Regions from separate parts of the Homo sapiens genome. Here region 2 is linked to region 1. The links are chromatin contacts, found by POLR2A ChIA-PET in ENCODE. All regions are on one chromosome and are shown on one strand. Each heading gives the region's core, a stretch centred on a gene start or an enhancer-like site at or near the end of the contact. The rest is flanking DNA. Distances are from core to core; before and after follow the strand shown. Region 1 overlaps NEURL1B (neuralized E3 ubiquitin protein ligase 1B). Region 2 overlaps ERGIC1 (endoplasmic reticulum-golgi intermediate compartment 1).

Region 1 (3,876 bases), core at 934-3,433:
CTAGGACTCAGGCTCCTGACTCATCTGCCTGGTAAAAACTGGCCCATGCTGACACCCCCAGCCCCCAATGGCAAGCATCACAGTGCTCCCAATACCTTCCCTGGGCCCAGGGTCCTCACAGGCCCTTCCCCCATCCCGGACTTCCAGGCAGCCCCCACCAGTCAGTGAGCAAGGGCCCAGGTGAGGGTGAGAGCCCTTTGTCATCCAGGGCCCGCGTCTGTCCTGCAGGTGAGAAGTGTCCTGTCCCCATGCTGTGCCCCCAGCAGCAGCAGATTAACCGCACAGGCTGGAGTCCTTCCTTCTCGGGTCTGAGTCTGGGCCTCGCCCCTTTTTAGCCAGACAAGTGACGTAACCTCTCTAAGCCTTGGTTTCCTCTTCTACAGAAAGGGGAGAATGATGTTACCTCTCAGGCATGCCAAGTGTCCAGCAGGTACTAAGTGTTCACACGTAGCACCTGCTAGGATTATGTATTCACTGGGAGATGAGCCCCTCCTCCACACTGATCTTAGGATTGGGTGCTCTCAAGGGAGACAGACACAAAAGAATAACCACTAACTTGTATCACGTAACCACTAACTTGTATCACGTAGCCCGTCTGTGCCAGACAGTGTTCTCAGCAGGTACGTCCATGTCTATCAGGACAAGCCCTGGGAGATGGCTCCTATTATTAGTGCCCCAACTCTTGGGAGAACGTAGGCACAGAGAGGGAAGGTAACTTTCCCAGGGAACACAGCTCAAGCAGTCCAACATGATTCCAGCTAGAGGGAAGGAACGTCAGTGTGGAAGGGAATGTTGGGTCAGGGTGGAGGGTTCCCATGGAGGACATTTCCCATTTGCACTGGAAGCCTTCATTGTATTTGGCAGAACTCTGTAAGCATTTAGAAATCTTGGCAGGTTCATTTTTAATTGCTCACCTAGTTCTTTTACTTTTCTTTGTCTCACATCGCACCTCTAGGCATGGCAGGGTGGGGGCCCTCTCCAGGCAGCCTGTGGGTTCACCATGGGGATTCCCAGCAGATAGTCCCCAAGGTCTGGTGTGCAGATCTCCAACTCCCTGCCCAGGCAGGTCAGGGGAGAGCTGATGCCCTGAGGGCTTTCTGGGCAGCAAATCAAAGGCCATGCCATCCCCAGGGAAGCAAAGACTCTCCAGCAGCATAGTCTGCGGGGGCTGTGGTGGCCTGAGAGCTGCCTGCAGACCTGAAGGGGAAGTGCATGGTGGACCCAATGCAGACATGACCAGTGTGTAGACATCAAAGGAGAGCAGATTCCAATTCAACCAAAGGAGGAACTAACTGTGGGAACTGTCTGGAGCTGGACAGCGGGGAGAACGTGCCTGTCACTGGAGTACACAGGTAATTAGTCAAACTGGGACTTGACATGGTTCTTGCAGAGGCCCTGGAGTATCCAATGCATCTCAGATGAATTATCCACGAAGACGCCTTTTGACCCTGGGGTCTTCCAGGGAATGCCTTCCAGCGCCCATCTGCCGAACTCCTGCAAAGCCCTTCACTTCTTTTTTTTTTTTTTTTTTTTTTTTTTTTTTTTTTGAGACAGAGTCTTGCTCTGTTGCCCAGGCTGGAGTGCAGTGGTGCAATCTTGGCTCACTGCAACCTTTGCCTCCCGGGTTCAAGCAACTCTCCTGCCTCAGCCTCCCAAGTAGCTGAGACTATAGGCACCCACTGCCACACCCGGCTAAATTTTGTATTTTTAGTAGAGATGGGTTTTCACCATGTTGGTCAGGCTGGCCTTGAACTCCTGACCTCAGGTAATCTGCCCACCTGGGCCTCCCAAAGTGCTGGGATTACAGGTGTGAGCCACCACTCCTGCCTGGCACCCTTCACATCTTTCACTTAGTCCCCCTTTCAGTTCTGCATGGCAGAGGGTTTAGCCCCACTTTATAGATCAGGACATATAAGGCACAGGACGGTGACGTCACCTGCCTCAGCCCAGTTCTCATACCTCCCTGTGTCCACCCAGCCTCAGAACTTTCAGATAGCGGCAGGTGTTTCTGAGCAGAGTTTGGGACAGCCATCCCAGGACCACAGACCCAGCAAACTCATCCCTTCTTCTCCTTTCATCTTATTACCAGGACTCAGGGCCACCCAGAGCTGGCCGCTAGCCTCACTTCTAGGCAAGGGGGGGAAAGTTCTTTAATGACTAAGCCATTTGGGGAAATGGGTGGGGTCGAGGTGTCTTGGGCAGTATTGGCACTTGGCAGAATGCCCACAGCTATTAAACAGTGTATTTTGTTTACATCCTCAACATTACACATTGTTTATATCACAATTGCATCCCTCAGGCACGTATTTTCTTTCCTTTTGCTACAAGGATGGATTTATGAGATGGGTCTGCGCTGTACTCCGTGTCTCCATTGCCAGGTCTGCCTGGTAACTTTCCAGTCCAAACAAGCAGATCTCCATGTCTCAGAAAAGCTTCCCTTCCCTTAAAGTTTGGTCCATTCAAGGGCAGGAGATGGCAGAGTGGAATTTCCATGTCTCTGCAGGAACTTCAGCCCTGCAGATAGGTCACTCAGGGGCTCTGTTCTCAGGACCAGAGGGTGCTCAGAATCCCTGTCCCAGCTCCCACGTGGCAGATGGGGATACTGAGGACCAGAGCCTGGCACAAGGTCACCAGGTGATTACAAATGGGGTCTTTCGCTGGAATCTCAAGAAAGGTGGCGGAAAGAGGGTGGGTTTGGAGGCAGTCCCAAGTTTGAATCTCAGTTCCACTGTCTCTAAGCTGTATGATCCTGGGCAAGTCTGTTCCTCCCTGAGCTGTGTTATACACAAAGTTTTGGTGCCGCAAAAGGAATAGCACTCAAATATACATTTTCTTAATGCTCAGCAAGGCAAGTTACTTCTATAGAAGGGTATGCCCTTACAGATGGAGCAATGGTGAGCGCACACTTGGACAAGGGAGGGGAAGGGGTTCGTATCCCTGACGCACGTGACCCCTGCTGCTGTGTTGTTCCCCTATTGGCTAGGATTAGACCGCACAGGCTAAACTAATTCCGATTGGCTAATTTAAAGAGAATGATGGGGTGAGTGCTTTGGCGGGAGTCAGGGCAGAGCAGGTAGCAGGTAATCGGAATGAGTTAGGGTGGAGCAGGTGATCAGAATGATGGAGCAGATAATCTGAATGAGTTAGAGTGGAGCAGGTGATCAGAATGAGTTAGGATGGAGCCTATGATCGGAATGAGTCAGGGTGGAGTAGATAATCGAAAAAGGTTGCTTTACGAGGAAGTTTAAAAGTAGAAGGCAAAGCATTGAACATACTGACATATTAATTATTTGAAAAGAAATTTAGAACTCATATCTAACAACTCCCCTTGTATTTCCTTACAGCTTTCTTTTCAAACTTTTTTTAACATGTCTTGGCTTAGTTGTTCTGCTTGATTTTCCAAAAGCAGTAGCTTCTCTGGATAAGGTGGAGGATAGTTAAGTGAGGTTTTAGTAAGTGCTGTTTTTATGAGCCTTTGCATCAACTTACAGATACATGGTATGACATAGCACCTGACAAGAATAAGTGCACCTATCATGGCTGCGAGGGAAATAAGAATTGAGGGTATTATTCCTTTCCATTTACTGAATTACTTTTTTAGCCATCCTATAAAGGGGTCATTTACCCGAGTTGCTGGCTAACTCATTGGATAGAGCAGTCAGACCTTGCAATGCCTTTGTTATACTTCCATTAGGGGCGGTGTTGTTTGGGATGAAGGTGCAACATTGAGTTTTAATCATGACGCAAACTCTTCCTCTTTCTGCTAGTATGTCTAAGGCTATCCTATTTTCCCAAGCCATCTGGCTAGTAGCCCCATTTGTTCAGCTATTTCTTTAACAGCATCTCCAGCGTAGTTAATAAATCGCTGTTGGTTGT
Region 2 (3,876 bases), core at 374-2,873, 260 kb after region 1:
CTGCTTATTCTGGTTAGGAAGACAGGGACCCACGCCTGGGAGAGGCTTCTTGGGGCCTTGTGGGTGAGCTCACCTTGGCGCCACACCTGGGATTCACTTTGCTCTTGGCTGAGGTCACCTCCAGAGGGTTGCCAGTGGATGACATCATCCCACAATCCCTCAGTGCTGTGCGGAGGCCCAGCCTCGCCAGGTGGGAAAGGTGAGTTGCTTCAAGGAAGAGTCTCAGGCAGCTTCCTGGCTGGGAAGGGAAGCCCAGGCTCTCCTTAGTTGACTGTGTGTTAATCACCCAGCAATTTCATTACTCAACAGCTCTCCAGAGTTGCACATTACAGCTGGGGTAGAAATTGGGTGCTGAAGGCCAGGCAGAGCATTTGGCTGTAGGGAGGCCGATCCTCCTCGGGCCTGTTACCGGCGGGTCTTTGTTCTTAGACCTGGGGTTCTTGGCCTCACGGATTCCAAGGAATGGAACGTTGGGCCATGCGGTGAGTGTTACAGCTCTATTGGAAGCCGTGGGTCACGGAAGAGAACTGTGGAACCCAGCGACTAGTGTGCAGCTCATTTAGGACAAACCCGGGCACTTAGCCACGCAGGAACAATGGCCAGCCTCTAGTCCGATCAGGAGCGGCAATGGGAGCCTCGCTGAATAAGCACAGCGGACACCCTGCCGGATCCAGAGGGGTGGAAGTCAGCGGTGGGTCTGTGACGACTGCGATCAGCACCACGAGCTAAAGCTCAGCTCGAGCCGGAACACAGACCAGAAGAGTGTGTAGTTGCAAGACTTAATAGAGTGAAAACAGAACTCCCATACAAAGGAGGGACCAAAAGGGGGTTGCCCAATCCAGCTCGAATGCCTGGGTTTATATCCCCATCATTGTCCCTCCCCCTGTGCTCTCAGGCGATAGCTGATTTGACTGTTTCTTTACCTCCTGCTTTTAGCCTAATTGGTATTTCAGTGAGCTCCCTTTACTACCTGATTGGTCAGGTGTGAGCTGAGTTAGAAGCCCGGTGTTTAAAGGTGGGAGTGGTCACCTTCCCCAGCTAGGGTTAGGAATTCTTATTTGGCCTAGGAAATCCAGCTAGTCCTGTCTGTCATAACCTCCTGGGCTCCTGTTTGCCTCTCTCCCTCCAGCTCCTTTGCTCTTGGTGGCCTCTGATTGGGGCCAACACTACAAGCAAGGTCAAGCGCAGGTCCGTGTCTCCCCTCTCCCATCCTAAGGCTTCCCAGGACCAGGGCCCTCCTTCATTTTCTTCCTTGACCCTGATGCTGAGGAGAGGGCTGGGAGGCAGCCTGAGCTGTGGAAAGGCTGGGTTGAGATTCTAGCTCGGCCATTTCCTAGCATGTGACTCCGGGGATGGGACACACCCTCTCCGAGCCTGTTCCCTGGTTTTAAGATGGGGCTCAGGGCATTTCACAGGCGCACATGGGACAGCATGAATGCACGTAGTAGGCCTCCCCCAGCTTAACGAGTGGAGGCCCATCTGTTGCACTCTTGTCTCTGGGAATATCCTTGTGGGCCCCACAGAGAAGCCCCAGGTGTCTTTTCAGAGCCCACCGTTCCTTGTGAACAGCATCACACCGGGTGCTAGGGGCGCAAAGATGTGGTCTTAGTAAAAACGAAATTCCTTTGCCTTGGTCTGACTCATTCTTTCCCTAAGATGTGGCCATTTACAAAGCTCTCTTGGAGTCTTCATTGCTTAGATAGGGCAGTTCTCTTTTATTTATAGCCTAGGGACTGGACCCAAGGGGCCTAATAAATGTTTAAAATAACCACAGCCCAGCCACCTGAAGCACTGCCCCTTCAGCCGCCCCCTAGGCCAGGCCTTTAGATTTGGTTCCCTCTGGGTGGGGGGCATTATCGGGGAATCAGATGCGGCCATCAGACATCCAGCAGCTACTTGGGGATGCCTCAAGACACCTGGGCTCAGCACAGCTTCTGGCACTCAGCACCTCTCCCTCCTGCTGGTCCTGTTCCTCTTCCAAGGGCTCTCAGCCCAAAGAATGGGTCCAGGAAGAAACACAGCAGTGTGTCTGCATTCCCCCCTCACCTCACCCTCCTCCGCCCAGTCCCATCCATCAGCAAGTCCCGCCTGCTCTACGTGGGTTCCTACAGCCCTCCTCCTCTCCATTCCCATCCCACCCCATCCAAGGCGCCGCCATCCCCTGCCTGGTCTCCCTCTTGCACAGCAGCCCCTCCAGTGGGTCTTCCTTGCAGCAGCCAGAGGGAGCCCGTGTGAGTGCGAGCCTGACCCCGTGGCTGTGCTCATATCAAGCCTAAAGGCCTCGGCCAGGCACGGTGGCTCATGCCTGTAATCCCAGCACTTTGGGAGGCCGAGGCAGGCAGATCACCTGAGGTCAGGAGTTCAAGACCAGCCTGGCCAACCTGGTGAAACCCCACCTCTACTAAAAATACAAAAATTAGCCAGGCATGGTGGCGCATGCCAGTAGTCCCAGCTACTTGGGAGGCTGAGGGAGGAGAATCGCTTGAACCCGGGAGGCGGAGGTTGCAGTGAGCCGAGATCGCGCCACTGCACTCCAGCCTGAGGGACAGAGCAAGACTCTGTCAAAAAAAAAAAAAGTATAAAGGCCTCGTGCAGCCTCCTTACACTGCAACCACGGTGACCTTCATTCAGTTCCCCAAAGCAGCCATGCCCTCCCCAACCTCCAGGCCTTTGCACATGCTGCCAGGATGATGCCTACGCATCCCCCAGACCTCAATCACACCTCAGAGAGGTCTTCCCAGCCCCTTCTCCCCAAAGGTCAGTGGCCCTGTAGTCCCTGTCATGGCCCCCTGCAGCTTTCTGTCAAGTACTAATCAGCGTTGGGGGTGGCAGCATATTTAGGGGCTGAGTGATGTCTGGTTCTTGTGTCTATAAGCTTGAAGAAGGTAGAGACAGCATCTGTCTGATTCATTGCTGCTTCTGGCTCCTGACAGGTAGTAGGTACTCAAAAAAGTATTTGTTGAGCAAATTTGGATTGCTAACAGATGCCAACACTGTGCTGCTGACAGCAAGGTGACATGGCTGTCTGTGGAGCCACCTGCCCCTAAATATGGCCGATGCGGTCGACAGAATAATGACCCCCTGCCCCCTGTGATGTCTAGGTCCCTGTCCCTGATGTGTGTGGCCGTGTTACCTTGCATTCAAAAGGAACTTTGCAAATGTGATTACATTAAGGATCTCGAGATGGGGAGAGGATCCTGGGTTAGCCAGGTGGACTGGATGAAATCACAAGAGTTCCTGTAAGAGAGAGGTGGAGGCCAGGCACAGTGGCTCACGCCTGTAATCCCAGCACTTTGGGAGGCTGAGGCGGGGGCGGGGGGGGGGGGAGAGAGGGGAGGGGGGGAGGGGGGAGGGGGGGGGTGGATCATGAGGTCAGGAGTTCGGGACCAGCCTTGCCAATATGGTGAAACCCCATCTCTACTAAAAATACAAAAATTAGCTGGAGTGGTGGCACGCACCTGTAGTCACAGCTACTCGGGAGGCTGAGGCAGAATAATTGCTTGGACCTGGGAGATGGAGGTTGGAGTGAGCCGAGATCGCGCCACTGCACTCCAGCCTGGGTAACAGAGTGAGACTCTGTCTCAAAAAATAAAAAAAGAGAGAGGTGGAGGTCAGAGAAGGGGGAAGCTGCTGGCTTTGGAACTGGGAGAAGGGGCCACAAGCCTAGGCAGCGCCTAGAAGCTGAAAAAGGCAAGAAAATGCATTCTCCCAAGAACACAGCCCGTTTTAGACTTCTGACCTCCAAAAGCATAAGACAATAAATGTGTGTTGGTTTAAGCCATTCCCGTTGTGATAATTTGTTACAGCAGCCACAGGAAATTAATACAGCCGTCAAGTCGTTTCTCAGAACCGGTTCTGCCCCTACGGATGGGCATC

What was found. ChIA-PET counts read pairs that join two places held with the same protein, here RNA polymerase II (POLR2A).
Region 2: POLR2A ChIA-PET joins it to region 1 with 13 read pairs in BJ. The contact joins two enhancer-like sites. POLR2A ChIA-PET finds 5 or more read pairs at or near these places in 2 of 52 experiments (BJ and WTC11).

The regions. Positions count from the first base shown.
Region 1 is chr5:172,647,833-172,651,708 of GRCh38, forward strand. The region is part of intron 1 of NEURL1B (neuralized E3 ubiquitin protein ligase 1B); the gene reads left to right. Among named protein-coding and RNA genes, the nearest start is that of NEURL1B, 8.5 kb to the left of the region's middle. Within about 2 kb of position 2,184, at least 6 of the 41 ENCODE cell types and tissues checked have a DNase peak (open chromatin) inside an H3K27ac peak, as active enhancers do.
Region 2 is chr5:172,904,993-172,908,868 of GRCh38, forward strand. The region is part of intron 3 of ERGIC1 (endoplasmic reticulum-golgi intermediate compartment 1); the gene reads left to right. Among named protein-coding and RNA genes, the nearest start is that of MIR10523, 8.2 kb to the right of the region's middle. RefSeq lists enhancers at 1-111, 1-791. Within about 2 kb of position 1,624, at least 26 of the 41 ENCODE cell types and tissues checked have a DNase peak (open chromatin) inside an H3K27ac peak, as active enhancers do.